Linked DNA regions of Homo sapiens: region 2 is linked to region 1. Evidence: chromatin loops called from intact Hi-C (ENCODE). Cell type or tissue: Calu3. All regions are shown on one strand. Each heading gives the region's core, and the rest is flanking DNA. Links, peaks and the distances in the headings are about the cores only. Region 1 overlaps LOC107986815 (a long non-coding RNA gene). Region 2 has its middle 24 kb from the start of SRI.

Region 1 (8,356 bases), core at 293-8,292:
TTTTTCAATTGATTTTTGACATCAGGTTATATTCAGGGTCTAGGAAAACCTTCTTTTCTGTTTTAAAAAAATCAAGCCTTAGCCTAAAGTATAAAGAAACCTTGGAGAGTTTCATTCTAGTATGCAGAAATGGTGGTATTTTGCTATACCTAAACTATGATGAAATCTCTGAAACTGCATAGCCAGAAGCAAAACCTTCAGGAGACTAGTAACACTTTAACATTTCCAGTTCACATGTGAATGTTAATTCTACTCTCTGAAGAGTACCACCAAAATGGCATTCATTAAGATTAAAGCCATACTACTATAGAATGGGAAATTTATATGTACGCTTCCTATAAAATGCAAATATTACCAAAGAATGGGTCTCCACTGAGTTCTTTCTATATCTATTCCTTTGCAAAGTTAAATCACACTGGTGAAGCTCTTTCATGAAGGCAATATAAAATTCTTAAGTAGCAGGCACTTGCCGCTCTGGTGCCAAGGTAGCCCCTTAGGTTGTTGACAATTACCTGTACCCCTGATGAATGCCCACTCTTAAAGCAAGCACAAGGCCCTGGTAATAGGGGAAGACAGGAGATGTTTTAGAATTTCAGAGCCTGGTAAAATGGAAGCGGCTTCTGCAAAACGAAACTTCTGATTGGGGTTGTCTTGCCCTTGGATCAAACGTCTTACCTGGTTAAGTCCCTTGAAGAATGTGATTTGCAATGGCTTTTTTCCATGATTTGAGAAAAAAAAAAAGTGTTACATAAAAACCAGAAAATGATAGAGCTGTATTTTTCTCACTGTTTTTTAAAGTAATATTTGTAACCGGTTTTCTGATAAACTACTGTACAAGAAAAATAATTTTTTTTCCTCTGTACTCTCACAATACTTCTGACACCAAATATGTGGGGTTTTTTTCCACACCAAGCAATTCTCTAACTACCCAAACGTCAGCTGGGTGTCCTGCAATTCAATTCAGTACTGACACTATCTACTTGGAGTTAGCATCAAATCCCACATTAAAGGCTCAGTTCCACAAGACTGCCTCCCACTTCGGATACCAAATGCAAGTTCAGGCCTCTAGCACTTCTGACCAACTGGCTATAAATCAGTGGTTACCATGACCACCCTCCTCAGGTTTCATCATTTGTTAGGACTCACAGAATTCAGAGAAACACTTGTTTATGCTTACTTGTGAGACAGACAGGTGGGAAGGGCTTCCTGGAAAAACTGCAGCTGGCCTGCACACTAGGCTGGAACCACGGAAGTTAGTGCCCTTTTCATAGGGGAGGAGCCCGGCCCCTCCTCTTCCTGTGTGGAATCTGGGATTCAACCTGCGAGGCGGGAAGCCCACAGGCAGGAAGCACACTCTCACTTCGCTAAGAGTCTGTTTCCCCTTTTTGCCCAATAAATCCCATTTTTCTCACTCTTCGAATCATCTGTGAGCCTAAATTTTCGTGGCTGTGTGATAACGACCCCCATCTTTAGCTGAACTAAGGAAAAGCCCTGCAACATTTATTATATAATAAAGGATATGATAAAGGGTACAACCAGCCACATGAATAGTTACATAGGATGAATTACTACTGCAGGGGTTTCTGTCCCCATGGAGTTGGGGTGCATCCACCTCCCAGCACATGAATGTGTTAATTAACCCAGAGGCTCTCCAAACCTTGTCTTTAAGGGTTTGTTATGGAGGCTTGAACACATAGGCACAATCTATCATTAACTCAATCTCCAGCCCCCATCTCCTTTCTGGAGAATGTGAAAGTGGGGCTGAAAGTTCCCAGCTTCTAATCATAGCTTGGTCTTTCTGGTGACCAACCCCAACCCTGAAGCTATCTAGGAACCCACCAAGAGTCACCTCACTAGAACAAAAGACACTTCTATCACCCAGAAAATTCCACAGGATTTAGGAATTCTGAATCAGGAACTGGGGTCAAAGACCAAATATTAGAACAAAAGATGCTCTTAACACTCCTATCTCTTAGGAAATTACAAGGGTTTAATGAACTCTGTGCCAGGAAATGGGGACAAAGACCAAATTTAAATTTCTTATATCACAATATTGCAACTACAATATTCAAGTTTTACACATAAGGAAACTGAGGCACAAGGTAGCTGAAGAGCCTCCATGAGGCCTTACAATGCAATTTGATTCCAGTCTGACTGCTGAGACACTTCTCTCAAACACTACACTCTACTGCCTCTCATTCACTATAGTATTCCTCAGTGTCTGTCACATATCAGTGCTCAATAAATATAAGTGAAATGAATGAGACATTTCATAACCCCTGTAGCCGTCACCTACTAGAAGTGAGGTCTTTGAGGGGAGACACTGTCTTATTCATTTTGTCCTAATCCCCAGTACCTAGCATAATGCCATAGGGTGGATGCTCAAAAGTTGTTTGATGGATGAAAAATGAATAAATGTGTAAATACAGACTCAGATAGCTATAGGTAATATAAACCAGAAGTGGACAAATCACATGGTAAAATAGGAAAGAGTGGGTATAGTTCTCCATCTTCTCGCAATTCCATGTAGTGGTCTAGAATAATGAACGCAATGATCAATTGTATTATTTAGTTTCTCTTATCAAGCTGTTAGTAGGATACAGAATAGAATTGTGAATTCTTGTTTGCAAAAATCCCCCGTTTTTATGATGTATATAATAATGGGTCCCAGAAGAAGAGCTATATTAAAAAACAAAATGAAGACAAGAAAATAACCATATCAAAGATGAATAAAAACTTAGATACACAAGCAGTGCTTCTGTCCAGTAAAGTAGTCTTGGTAGCAGAGGAAAGTAAATACTTTCCCCTGGAGCATAGCAAAAAGCAGCCTGCCACAGCACAAAATTTCATGGAGGTCTCTTTTTTTAATCTTAAAAATTCATCTTTATTTTCATTCTGAGGTATCTCAATTTTTGATTTACCACAAAAATAATGTTTGATTACTTACCATTATGTAAAATGAAAAGACCACCATCTTTTCCTTTAGCATTCAGTACTGTGGAATATGTTAGCCTATTTGAGAAATCAGGGACCATAGCATCTGGCAAAGACTTTCATTTAGAAGCCTAAATATTTAGAAGCACCTTACAAATTCATTAAGTGAGATATAGAGAACCCAAATAAGCATAATGAAATTAGGTTAATTTGGCATGAGAAATAGTATCTGTGCATTCAGCAAATATACTTCCTTAATAACCGTACTGAACAACCATATATAAAGGTAAACAAATACTAAAGCTAGCTATGATAGCTATTACTCAGGCTCAGAAATATTTGTTTCTCCTATGCAACCTGGGTAGATTAAACTTCCCTGGGTCCCTGAATCTGGCCATGGTGTGTTATTTGTGAGGTGAATAGAATGTTACTGGAAGTCACCTGTGTCAATTCCATGTGAAAGCATTAGAGTTAACATGCAATTTACCATGTTCTCTTTTCCCCACCACACTGACTAATAAGGCTATCTGTTCCAAAAAGTGCAGTTCCAGGATAATGCCACCTTCCCCAGCTGGATTGCTGAGTTGTCACACAGAGGCAGTTGTATGGGAGAGTTACTCTGAAGAAGAAATAAACTTTCGCTACGTTAAAGCCACTGAGTTGTTGTTACTGCAGCAGAACCTAACCTATCCTGGCTAACACCATCCCAGGTGTTAAACTCAAATAGACCAAGCTACATAAACATTAGATATCCCTATCTTATTTGTGCTTTATTAGTCCAGAGCTACAAGCAACATTCTATAGGCAATATGGTTATTTGTACTCTCTGCCTAACAGCTTTGGCTAAATTTATTCATGAACTGTTCTTTAAAAAAATAAATCTGCCAAAGTGGTTATTCAGCAGTATGTAAACAGTCAATTGGTGCTTTTCTTTTAAAACCGCTTTCACTGGTTGTAAAGAGAAAAACACGTAGCAGACTATAAAGTTCTCTACTGACATAGATAATATTGGTGAATATGCTACATTAAATACTAAAACTATCAGCAAATTACACCATGAAGCAAATACAAACCACCAAAAAATTTACAATAAATTCTTTTAATTATTAACTTTTAGTTATTCATTAACTTTTAAAATTCTGATGTCATATTATTTAACATCTCAACCAATTTTGGAAGTTATACAAACTTTTTTTTTTTTTTTTACTAGGCTCTATCCATCTGTGCCAGGGTTTCTTAACCTTTGCACTATTAACATTTCAGACTTGATGGTTTTCACTGTGGTAAGGGACTGTCCTGTGCATCCCTGCCCTCTGTACACTAGATGTCAGTAGCACTTCTGCAATTGTGACAATCAAAAATATCTCCAAACATTGACAAACGTCTAGTGGGGAGGGAGGACGTATCACAAAATTACCCCCAATTGAAAACTACTAACCTATTCCAGAGGTCCACAAAAAATAAAATATGAATTTCATCTGACAGCTCTATTGCTGCCTTACTGAAGTGATTTACAATAGTACATAGAGGTGATATAACAGGACTTTACTTTCATTATTGCACAAAGAAAACACAGTAAGTACCAAAACTTAGATAATAAAAATTTGCAAAACTAACAAAATAATTACTAGAAATCCCATCTCGATTAGCATGTTTATAGGCATGTCTTTCTGGATTCATTCATTCAACAGCTAGTTATTGAATAACTGCTTCATGTTGGGCACTGTGTATATACCAGAGATAAGAGTGTTAAGCCAGACAGACAAGATTCCAGCCTTCCTGGAGCTTACAGCCTCATGGGAGAAACAGATTCAGAGCCTTAAATATCAATTGCAAATGAAGATGTGTCATAAAGAAAAGTGCAGGTGCCTATGATACCACAGCACTGGGACTGGTTTAAGTGTGGCATCTTTGAAGAACTGTCGTCTTAATTGAATAGAAAGCTATGTCTAACTAGTTGGCACTCAAGTAGTACTTACTAACCACCAGGCATTTTTCTCACATTCTATTTTTTAAAACTCATTTAATCCTCTCAACAACTGCATGAGATAACTATAATTATTACTAAAATAATTAATTTAGTAATTATTTCTGAAATAAAATAACTGAAAATGAATACAGAGAGACCAGGTGCCTTTTCCTAGATCACAAAGCTAGTGTGTGGAAGAGGCAAAATTTGAACTGGTTCATGTTCCTAAGGACTAACCCATCAGCCTTCCACCCCCAACATGAGCCAATCCCAGCAGAAGGAGGCAGTGTTGTCCTGTCCTGTTCACTTTGTCCACAGGCTGGCAGAGAGTGTGTTTCTCTGTTTCCCTGGCAAGGAGGAGTGACCTTCCAGTCACCGAGGAGAGAGTACTGAAATCCACCTCATTATATATTTATGGTAGTTTCCTAGTTAAATGCAGCCTCCTCCTTAAATTCTTTCTTGGGAGGAGATGAGGTATGCATTATTTATAAATTATTTAATTATTGTGGGAATTAAGCAACAGAACACTCTGACACTATAATTGAAGAGAGGTAGAAGGTTCCAAAAGGCTGAATTCACAACAGCAAATTGTTCAAATACATATTTTTGATTAGTCAGGAGTTTCGACAGAATTTCCAGGCTAACAAGCTAATATGCTCTCATCTGAAATGAATACTTTCATTCAGCATCTATATGTTGTACGTGTGTGTTTGCAAGGAGCTGAAGTGAAATCTCCTCATGAGAATTATTTCTAATATCCTAAATGATCTAAATCACACACTAGCTATGGTGATAATGATTAATCATATAAGTCTTATACATTATATAAGTATGATAAAAAGGATTTCAATACTCCTGAATATGTTCTTTTTATTGCTGTTCTTTTTTTGAGGTACTGTTGGTTTGATTTTTACATGACCATATTATATAGAAATTCTAAATGTTTCTAAAGGGAATAATGAAGTGACTTTTGATTTTTAACTCACTTCCTATAAGGATGATGCCTCTTTTCAGAATTTATGATGTATATAATTATCTCAGTTGGTTAGAATGGCTTTGATCCACATGTCACTTTGCCCTGTGGACATAGCTGCTTTGGGTCCCTCAACATAATCTATTATCAAATTTTTAAAAAGACCCAAAGACATTAGGGACTAACAATTTTATCTTCTTATGTGATGCACCTTTCAGACAGCAAAATCACAGGGAGTGGGGTACTCTGATTAATTCCATATTCTAGATAATTGACAATTATCTAGGAAAGCCTTAGCATCTCATTTCTATAGGTGAAAATATTTGCAACATGTATCTGTACATGTTCGTGTTTTTGTAAGTAATACTTAAATGTCCGTGTGTGATGGTTAATTTTACACATATGTGTCAACTTGACTGGGCCACAGGATGCCAGATATCTGATTAAATATTATCTCTGGATGTATCTGTGAAGGTGTTTCAGAAAGATTCGCATTTGGATAGGTGGACTAAGTAAAGCAGATGACCCTCCCTAACGTGGGAGGGCTTCATCCCATCCATCCAGGTGTTGAGTAGAACAAAAAAGAGGAGAAATGTTGGATTTGCTCTCTCTGCCTAGCTTTTGAGCTGGGACATCAATCTTCTCCTGCCTTCAACACTCTTGGTTCTCAAACCTTGAGACTGGGGATAATATCTACACCATTGGTTCTCTGGCTCTCAGGTCTTTGAATTACATCACAGGCTTTCTTGGGTCTCCAGTTTGTAGACAGCAGATCTGGAACTACTTGACCTCCATAATTCACAAGAGGCAATACCCTATAATAAATGTCTTTATATGTGGTGTGTGTGTGTATGTGTGTGTGTGTGAAGGTTCTGGAGAATGGTGACTAATATACCATGTGGGAATGGATGATGGATGTCCCCATGATATGGGGACAAAGGATCATAGCATGGAAATTTAAGATAATTTTACAATATTGCAAATGGAAGTGTCAGAATAGCACAAGATTGAGTTGAATGTGTACACATCTCAGGATATTCACTGACAATTGCTTTAAAAAATACTAATGTCAATTTATTCTATTATCACTTGCCTCATTAATCAAAAAGTGAACTTCAAAAGAAAATGGGCTTGATTCTGTTCAACTGTTATGGCATGATGAACAACTGGGAGGCACAAAAAGAATTTGTTTGATAATTTAATTCCCATGATAGTTTTTTTTTTATTTCCCCCAACCAGAAAAAAAATCTTTACTTTCTATTACTATTGTTGTAATTATCAGCTGTTTTGAAAATCACACAATAATGTCTACTATAATTCTAATATTGTCTAATTGTATTATTGGTGATTTATCAGCCAATTAAGAAGAAGCAATACATTAGATTAAAAAGTGGTGTATGTGTATGTGTTCGTATTTTTAAACCACCTCACATGTGCTGCTTAAACCTAAGTCTTTTTGAAATTTTTGACAGGATTCTCTCTTGCCTTTATCCTTCTGAGTATTGTTTTTCTTTTTAAAGAAAAGGTATTGAGTAATTTTCCTGTAACTAACAAAAAATGTTAGTTCCCTTTTTACTATTGTTTTGTAACCATTTCCTACCTACATATTACAGAAGTGACTTTCCAACTCAAAGGGCATTGTCATGTTTATAATTACCCGCTTAATTCATAAAATACGATGTAGGCATTACATATTCTTTAGCCCAGTGGTTCTTAAAGTCTTGCCCCAGACTGCCAGCATCAGCACCACCTAAGAACTTGTTAAAGTACACATTTTCAGGCCCCATCCCATCCTGCTAATTCAGAAACTCTGGGGATGAGCCCAGCAATGTGCTACACCAAGTCCTCCAGGTGATTCTGATGCATCCTCAATTTTGAGAACCTCTGCTTTAGACTGAAGAATATTTTGAAAGTAAGGGGACTTACCCAAAGTTTTTCTTAGGTTGAGAGCTACCTTAAGACAGGTGCTCCCCACTTTCAATGTCCAGTTTCTACAGACTAACTCTCTGCTTTCTACTTTTTGAAACAACAGCATTGACCTCCCACCAATAAAATGGTCAGTGATTCCATTTAGTTTTATATTAAAACATTATAAATTCCTTCTAATTTCATACAGAAGGGATACCCAGATATTATCCAGAGTACCTGCTCTTATGGTGTGAATTTTCTCCAATAACCCTAGGATAACTTGGTCATTCCCCCACAGGTATATTCCCTGCAACTAACTCACTGTGGATGCCTCTGCTAGAACCACAGAAGGGCAGTGCTTCTGCCATACCTCAACCTGAGTTTCCTGGTTTGATCAGATTATTTTTAAATACTGCAAACTCATACATTTATTTTTCTCAAAAAGAAATACTAACATTTTACATTGCTTTATGCAAATAATATTGTTATTTCTTGAAAAAGGCAACTGATTTTCCTAACAAAATTGAGAAAGAGCAAAATGCTTTTTTGTATAAAATGAGCTGGAAATTGAG
Region 2 (8,356 bases), core at 215-8,214, 110 kb after region 1:
TTGCTGAAATCTACCAATCATTTAAGGAGGAACTAATACCAAATTATTGTCAGACTACTCAAGAAAATTGAAGGAGATTACTTAATTCCTAATTCATTCTACAAGGCCAGAATTACCCTGATACCAAAATCAGAGCAAAACACAACACAAAAAGAACACTATATCTCTGATGAACATAGATGCAAAACTCCTCAACAAAATACTTGCAAACTGAATTTAACAGCACATTAAAGAGATTATCTATGATGGTCAAGTGGGATTTATCCCAGTGATGCAAAGATGGTTCAATATACGCAAGTCAATAAATGTGATATATATCACATAAGAATGAAAGACCAAAACCATATGATCATTTCAATAAATGCAGAAAAAGCATTAAATGAAATGAAATATCACTTCTTGATTAAAAAAAATCAACAACTTAGGATTAGAAGGTACATACTATACAAGGTCCATATATGATAAACCCACAGTTAACATGATACTAAATGAGAAAAAGTTGAAAGTTTTTTCTCTAAGTTCTAGAACAAGACAGGGATGCTGATTTTCACCACTTCTATTCAACATAGTATTGGAAGTCTTAGCCATAGCAATTAGTCAAGAGAAGCAAATAAAGGGTATCCAAATTGGAAAATAAGAATTCAAACTGTCCTCATTTGCAGATGACATGACTGTATATGTAGACAACCCTAAAGACTCCACCAAAAACCATTAGCACTCTTAAACAAATTCAGTGAAGTTGTAGGATACAAAATCAACATACCCAAATTAGTAGCATTTCTATATACCAGTAATAAACTATCTTAAAGAGAAATCAAGAAAACAATACCATTCATGTAACTATTAATACAAAAAAGTACTTAGAAATAAATTTTAAAAGAAGGTGAAAGATCTCTACACCGAAAACTATAAAACATAAGTAAAAGAAGTTGAACAGAACACAAATAAATGGAAAGATATCCCATGTTCATGGATTGGAATAGTTAATATTATTAAAATGTCCATACTACCCAAAGGGATCTACAGAGTCAATGTAACTCCTATCAAAATATCAACAACATTCTTCACAGAAATAGAAAAAAAATCTTACAATGTGTATAGAACAACAAAATACACCAAATTTTTCTTTAGCAGAAAAAAAATAAAACAAGCTGGTGGCATCACAACAAAACAGTATATCACAGGGATCACCCTGTCACAACCAAAACACAACACAACCAAAACAGGATGATATAAGCATTAAAAACAGACATACAGACCAATGGAAAGGAATAAAGACCACAGAAATAAATTCATGTAACTGCAGCCAACTGATTTTCAACAAAGATGCCCATACTGGGGAAAAGAGCAGTCTCTTCAATAAGCGGTGCTGGGAAAATTAGATATCCATACACAGAAGATTGAAACTAGATCCCTATCATACACCATGTACAAAAATCACCTCCAAATGGATTAAAGACTTAAACATGAGGCCTGACATTATGAAACTACTGGAAGAAAAACTTGGAGAAACATTTCAGGACAATGGCCTGGGAAATAATTTGCTGGATATGACTCCAAAAATTCTGGCAATAATATAAAAAAATGGACAAAGGGAACAATCAAGAGAGAAGAGATAACCTACAGAATGGGAGAAAAATGTTTGTAAACTATACCTATGACAAGGGGTTAATATCCAGAATATCTAAAAAACTCGAACAACTCAATAGCAAAACAAACAAATAATATGATTTAAAAATGGGCAAAACACCATAATAGACATTTCTCAAAAGGAGGCATACACATGACCAGAAAGCATAGGAAAAGATGTTCAAATTACTAATCATAAGTGAAATGCAAACTAAAACCACAAGATATCACCTCATGCCTGTTAGAATGGCTATTATCGAAAACAAAAGATAACAAGTATTGGAGAGGATATGGAGAAAAGAGAACTCTTGTAACCTTTGGTGGGAATGTAAATTATTATGGCCATTACGGAAAACAGTATGGAGGTTCTTCAAAAATATAAAAATAGAGCTACCATATTAAGACTAGAAGGTACATAGTACACAACAAAGAGATACCTGCATTTCCACGTTCATTGTAGCACTGTTCACAATAGTCAAGATATAAAATCAATTTATGTGTTAATCCATGGATGAATGGATAAAGAAAATGTGGTATATAAACATAATGGAATACTATTCATCTATAAAAAAGAATAAAATCCTGTCGTATAAGACAACATGAAAGAGATTATGTTACTTGAAATAAACCAGACACTGAAAGACAAATGATGTTACTTATAAGTAGAATCTAAAAAGTTCATCTCATAAAAGCAGTGAATAGACCAGTGGTTACCAGCAAGTGGGGAAAGGAGAAAGTGGAGGGGAAATAGGGAGGATCGGTCAATGGGTATAAAGTTACAAATAGATAGGAAGAATGAGTTCTATTGTCTTATTGCACAGTAGAGTGAATATAGTTAACAATAATGTATTGAATATTTCAAAATAGCTAGAAAGAACATTTTGAATGTTCTTACTACAAAAAAATGATAAATGTTTGTGATGATGGATATGCTAATTACCCTGATTTGATAATCACACAATGTATATGTGTATCAAAACATCACATAGTACCAAATATGTACACATATTTATGTACGTATTTGTATCTTATGTACACAAATATGTACAATTATTTTGTGTCAATTGTTTCTTTAAAAAGCACCAAATGTATATTAATTACATTACTAATGATAGGATGTCTTCATGACAGGAATAGAGAAACAAACTACACATGTATGTATAATAGATGGAAATATTTAGAGCTATAAAGGGGCCTAAAGAGTTAAAAGGATACCTAAAAATATATGGAAGAATATACAAAATAAATGAAGGTACACAGTGAACAATAACTTTGTCTTGTCTATCCTATGCCCTCCCTGTACCTCTAAGACTATTCTACACATAGTCCATGCTTGTAAATATTAGTTGAATAAAGAAATAAATGTAGATATATGCATGTGTGTATATATAAGGGTATACACACATACACAGACACACACATAACATAATTCTGAAGTATTTATAGAATTCAGTCATTGATCTGCTTTGAAATACAGGATAAAATAAGTTGTTTCTCTGATTTAGGAGGACAAAGGTAGAAAGGAAATAAAATCTATACTAACAGGTTACCCAAATGTTAGAAATATACAAATGAAATTCTTCATATATGATTTAAAATAATTTTTAATGCTAACTATGTTTATGTAGTTGAATAATTTTTTCCATTAGAAAATAAAAATAAAAACTCATAAATAGCCTGCGGGAGGAAATTGCATATGTGACTAACATAAAAGCATTAGCTTCTGAGAGATAGCTACAGAAAGGCTTTGCTGCTTGCAGGATGTCTAATCAATCAGATATCTCAGGATAGACTTTCCAAGTACCTGCTTGGAAATTTGATTATTTTTTCAGGTCTGTTCCTGTGGTTTTAATTAAGCTAAAGATCATATCAATGTTTATACTTGACATAAATGATTCCATTTCCAACTGCTTTCCAGATTTCTAAATAGCATGTGCATCAAGGATAGAAGACACTAAAGGTTACATATCATTTCACACAGAGACTATCCTTTTCCCATTATACATTCTTGGCATCTTTGTTGAAAATCAACTAACTGTAAATGTGTGGATTTAATTCTAGGCTCTCTATCTTGTTCCATTGGTTCGTATGTCTTTTTATGCCTGTATTATGTTGTTTTGATAAATCAAATCTATTTTAACCGGAAAGTTCAATCCATTTAAATTGATTGTGATTACTAATATATTTGGATTTATTTCACATATCTCATTTTATGTTGCTTTATAATAATAATTTCCCCTTTCTTGCCTTTTCTTGGATTAATGGACTATTTCCCCTCATCCCATTTTTGTTTCCTGTTTCTGCTTTGAAAGTTTATTTTGGTCTTTATAGTAGGTACCCTAGAAATTGTAATATGCATATTTAACTTTTTTGAATTTTAAAGAGAATCAACATTTTTACTCTCCTTCTAAATAATACAAGGATTCCAACCACCATCCCCTTCTACTTACATGGGGTATTGTTGCTTGACATATTTCTGCTGCCTATTTACTTACTATCTCTCAGCTCCAATCCTACTCTGTTCTACTCTGCTCTGTGCTGGGACTCTGCGGAATATCTTTCCCAGACTCCCTTGCCCACTAACTGCCTATTGTGTTTTGTTACTAGGGTTACATAATGGGAGTGAAAGGTGAGAAAAGAGGAAAACAACATTGCTTCCAATTGTTCCAGTTCTGGTCAGTGTTGCCCATCAGTAGCTTCATTGGTCCAGCCTTCAGCTTTTTTCAAAACTCCTCTAGCCTTAGCAATTTCCCTCAGAGCAACTAGCATCCTCCAGTGGCACCCACTGTGAAATGTCCTTGTTGAAGCTTACTGTAAATGCGAAAACAAATGAGTGAAAAATGCAAGAAAGGTTTCAAACCAAATACAATGTTATAATGACACCTTGTGGATATGGGCAGTATACCACTGACCAAGCTTCAGTGAAATGCAACATTAGCTGTAAAATCACCAAACATAAAATACTACACATTTTGAAACTAAAAACTAAAAATAAAAAAAAGCTACTTAATGTAGAAAAAAATGAATAACAAATAAACATAGAGTAATAGAAACTACAAGTTGGTGATCTCTTTTCCATATTCCTGTGAGACACAGCACTAGATCACTCCTTAAAGACTCGTTTTCTTCCATTCAATTTACTGCCATTTTAATTTTCCCGAGTTTAAGGCCTCCTTTTTCTTTTCTTATAAATCAGTGTTTTTCATCCTTTTCTGAGAATTAAATTTTTTAATGTTCATTATATATATTTTTTTCTAGTAGTGTCTTGCAGAAGTCTACATTAAAAATTTCAATTTGTCAAAAAAAAAAAAAAAAAAACCCTGAGGTTTTAGCAACCTATCTTTGTAAATTAACTGTTTTTGTGTGAGGTAATGAAATTAGCCCTGATATAATCACAGTGTATTCATGACTTTTTCTAATTTTTCTAAATTTTGCCTTTTGCTAATAACTTGTTTTTTAATAACAACCTATTACTTTTTATGATGTTTGTGTCAGTTACCACTTAAGCAGAATCTAATCGCTTTCGTATTCTATAATTAAATTAATGTGGACATTTAGTACACTATATAATATTATTAGAAAACAAGAGATTTGGTTTGAGAAGACCTAAATTCAAATCTAACTTGGCTATTTATTAGTGAAACCAGGGGCAAGTTACTTTGACTTAAATTAACCTGATTATAATCATCTGTAAAACAAAGATTATAAACATGAATAACAAATTTTAAAATATCCAGCAGTAAAATGTATATAAAACATTTATATACTGTAAAGCATTACACAGATACAAGTAGTTAAAATAGCATGTATGCATTACATTCAATATTTTATTCATAAGAGTCTACTTTAGAATTTTATGTGAAATTTAAAGTAGCTCATTCCATGCATCTGGCAAACAAAATCATCCCATAATTTCTGAGGATCTGTTTTTTACAAGATACTGTAAGAGACATAGAGGCAAATGTTACCAGTGACTGCCCGAAAGTTTTATAATTTTATTGAGGATTCATGTATACTTGATAAGTTGTTGCAAAAAGAGATTTAATTCATCAAGACGTGATAAGAGCTGTAGTCTTGGGTGACATCACAGAAGAAGTATTCAGCTGGGTATGGAATAGAACACAGATGAGGAAGGACATTTAATGATGAAAATACAGCATGAACAAAGGAATTATTTGGTTTTTCCTTTTCTTAGCACTGTTATAGTATTTCCTGTTAATACAACTCACTTTGTCTCCTAACTATAACTTGTATTGATAGTATTATTATATGTGTATTACATGTGTAGATGTCATGTTTCTCTGTATAAACTATATGTTTACAAAGTATACAGATGTCTAATATAAGTCACTTATTTTACCAGGTGCTGGAGATTTACCATATATGGGTGATTAACCCATTAACAGTGTATGAAAAAGCTGCACCAGAGCATGTACAAAGTACTTCAGGGTCGCAGAGAAGAGGTGATTAATTCTAAGCTTCAGAACAGCGCAAACTAATTTTTGCATTTTGTTCATATCACCCCAGAGCACCAAGCTTTACATTAGCTTTATAATAGGTACTCAAAACGTTAATAAACAGATGAACTAATGAACAAACAAAAAATGCAGACAAGAACAGGCTGACAATCCCATGGGAATTACCCAGACTTGTTGGAAGGAAAAAAGTGGGAAAGTAAATTGGTGCCCAATTTTTGGAGATATGGAATCTTGGATGAAAAAGATTAGACTTGGGCCAGGCACAGTGGCTCATGCCTGTAATCCCAGCATTTGGGAGGGCAGATCACTTGAGGCTAGGAGTTCAAGGCCAGCCTGGACAACATGGCGAAATCCCGTCCCTACTAAAAATACAAAAAAAAAAAAAAAAAAAAATGAGCCAGACATGGTGGCGCGCGCCTGTAATCCCAGCTACCCAGGAAGCTGAAGCATGAGAATTGCTTGAAACCAGGAGGCAGAGGTTGCCGTGAGCCGAGATCACACCGCTGCAATCCAGCCTGGGCGACAGAGCAGAATCCATCTCAAAAAAAAAAAAAAAAAAAAAGGATTAGACTTGAAGTTCTTCAAAGTGTATGGTAAACACAACTCACTTTTATGTACTTCAGGGGAAACAAGAAGTGAAAACTGTACATGATTCCAAAGAACTATCCCTTGTGGGATTTAACTTTTTAACAGCCCAACACTCTGAGCCTGACATGGAAAAGACGGCCAGTGTGTATTTGTTTTAATTAATTAGTGCATGGATGGATAGATGGATGGATGGATGGATGGATGGATGGATGGATGGATGGATGGATGGGAGTAGCTTAGGCAACTAATAATCCCAATTAATAGGTCACTTAACAGAACTTCTGCCTTTGAAAGGAAGACTTCAATTTACCAGGGATGGTGTCACCTGGTTTTTTTTTTTTTTAATTGGTAACAACTGCTTCATTTTGTAAAATATCTAAGTATTTGATTCCATGGAGCAATGTTATTTAAGATTAAATGATTGTACTCTTGAAGAAAGGTAACATTCATATAACCAACACTATGTGCAATTTACATCCTTTTGTTTGTTTGTTTTGTTTTGTTTTGACAGGAAGTTTCGCTCTGTCACCCAGGCTGGAGTGCAATGAGTCAATCTCGGCTCATCGGCTCACTGCAGCCTCTATCTCCCAGGTTCAAGAGATTCTCCTGCCTCAGCCTCCCAAGTAGCTGGAATTACAGGCACCCACCACCACACCTGGCTAATTTTTTGTGTGTTTTTAGTACAGAAAGGGTTCTATGTGATGTATTTTTTATTTTGGCTGCTATTAGTGATACCTTAGGCTCTAATAATGTGTGTACAGTTTGAAGTGGACTAAGTTGTATTCAGTAGAATTAGAATATAAAGTACATTACAACTTCATAGATATTGTTAACCAAAATAGGTAGAACATCTTATTTTTTGAAATTTCCTGATAATATTATAACTGTTAGAGAGGGGGTGCAATTTGTGGTTCATATCTTATGTATTATCTTGACTTCTCTCTTAATAAATGTAAGGTTAGTATTTTTTCACCTGTAAAAATTAATTGTAAGTAGTTTTTCTCCCTATAATTCTTGTAAGGTTTATGGATCTTCTATTCACGTCTCTATATTTTTTAAATTATTTTTTGAAATGCAAGCTAATACTGCTACATTATAGTTTATTTGGGAAGTAAAAACAAAAAAAAACACTCTTAATTGCATGAACTTCACTCAATCATTATCTTTTTGACATATTTCTTTTCAATCTTTTTTCTGCCTATGCATGCATTTTTCACACAAGTGTAATCATAGTATGAATATTATTTTGTATGCTGCTTTTTTTGCTTTTAAGTATTGTAACAAGTTCTTATGGTGCTACTTAGGTTTCATAACCATGTACTAGTGGTTGCCTAATATTCCACTAAATAAATGTACAGTGCATTTAATACCATTTATTTAATCATACTCTTAATAGTTAGCATTAGATTATTTTTGATTTTTGCTTATGTAAACAATACTTTAATGAACGTCTTCCTCTGTGGCTTCTAGGTACGTATGTGATCACCAAACAAGACATGGGGCCTCCCACAAAGTGGACCAGCTAAAAAATATTCTTATGGGATTTATATTTCCATGACATATAATTGAGGCCCAGTTTTCCTTCAAGACCTCAGGGCCCCACTAATTATCTTTTCTTCCCCCACCTCCCAGTATAACTTATACTTATCCCCAGTATAAAC

What was found. Peaks named below come from ENCODE experiments on the same cell type or tissue, not always from the same donor. Only the 100,000 strongest peaks of a DNase experiment are listed, where the experiment ranks them.
Region 2: it touches region 1 in a loop (11-fold over the local background); 67 of 110 quality-filtered maps call a loop at or near these places.

What each region holds. Positions count from the first base shown.
Region 1 is chr7:88,354,327-88,362,682 of GRCh38, reverse strand. The region is part of intron 1 of LOC107986815 (a long non-coding RNA gene); the gene reads right to left. Among named protein-coding and RNA genes, the nearest start is that of STEAP4, 52 kb to the right of the region's middle. In Calu3, for the core only: no CTCF peak of the experiment used is centred there; a DNase peak (open chromatin) is centred at 5,192.
Region 2 is chr7:88,239,601-88,247,956 of GRCh38, reverse strand. No RefSeq gene overlaps it. Among named protein-coding and RNA genes, the nearest start is that of SRI, 24 kb to the right of the region's middle. In Calu3, for the core only: a CTCF peak has its summit at 4,447; a DNase peak (open chromatin) is centred at 4,396.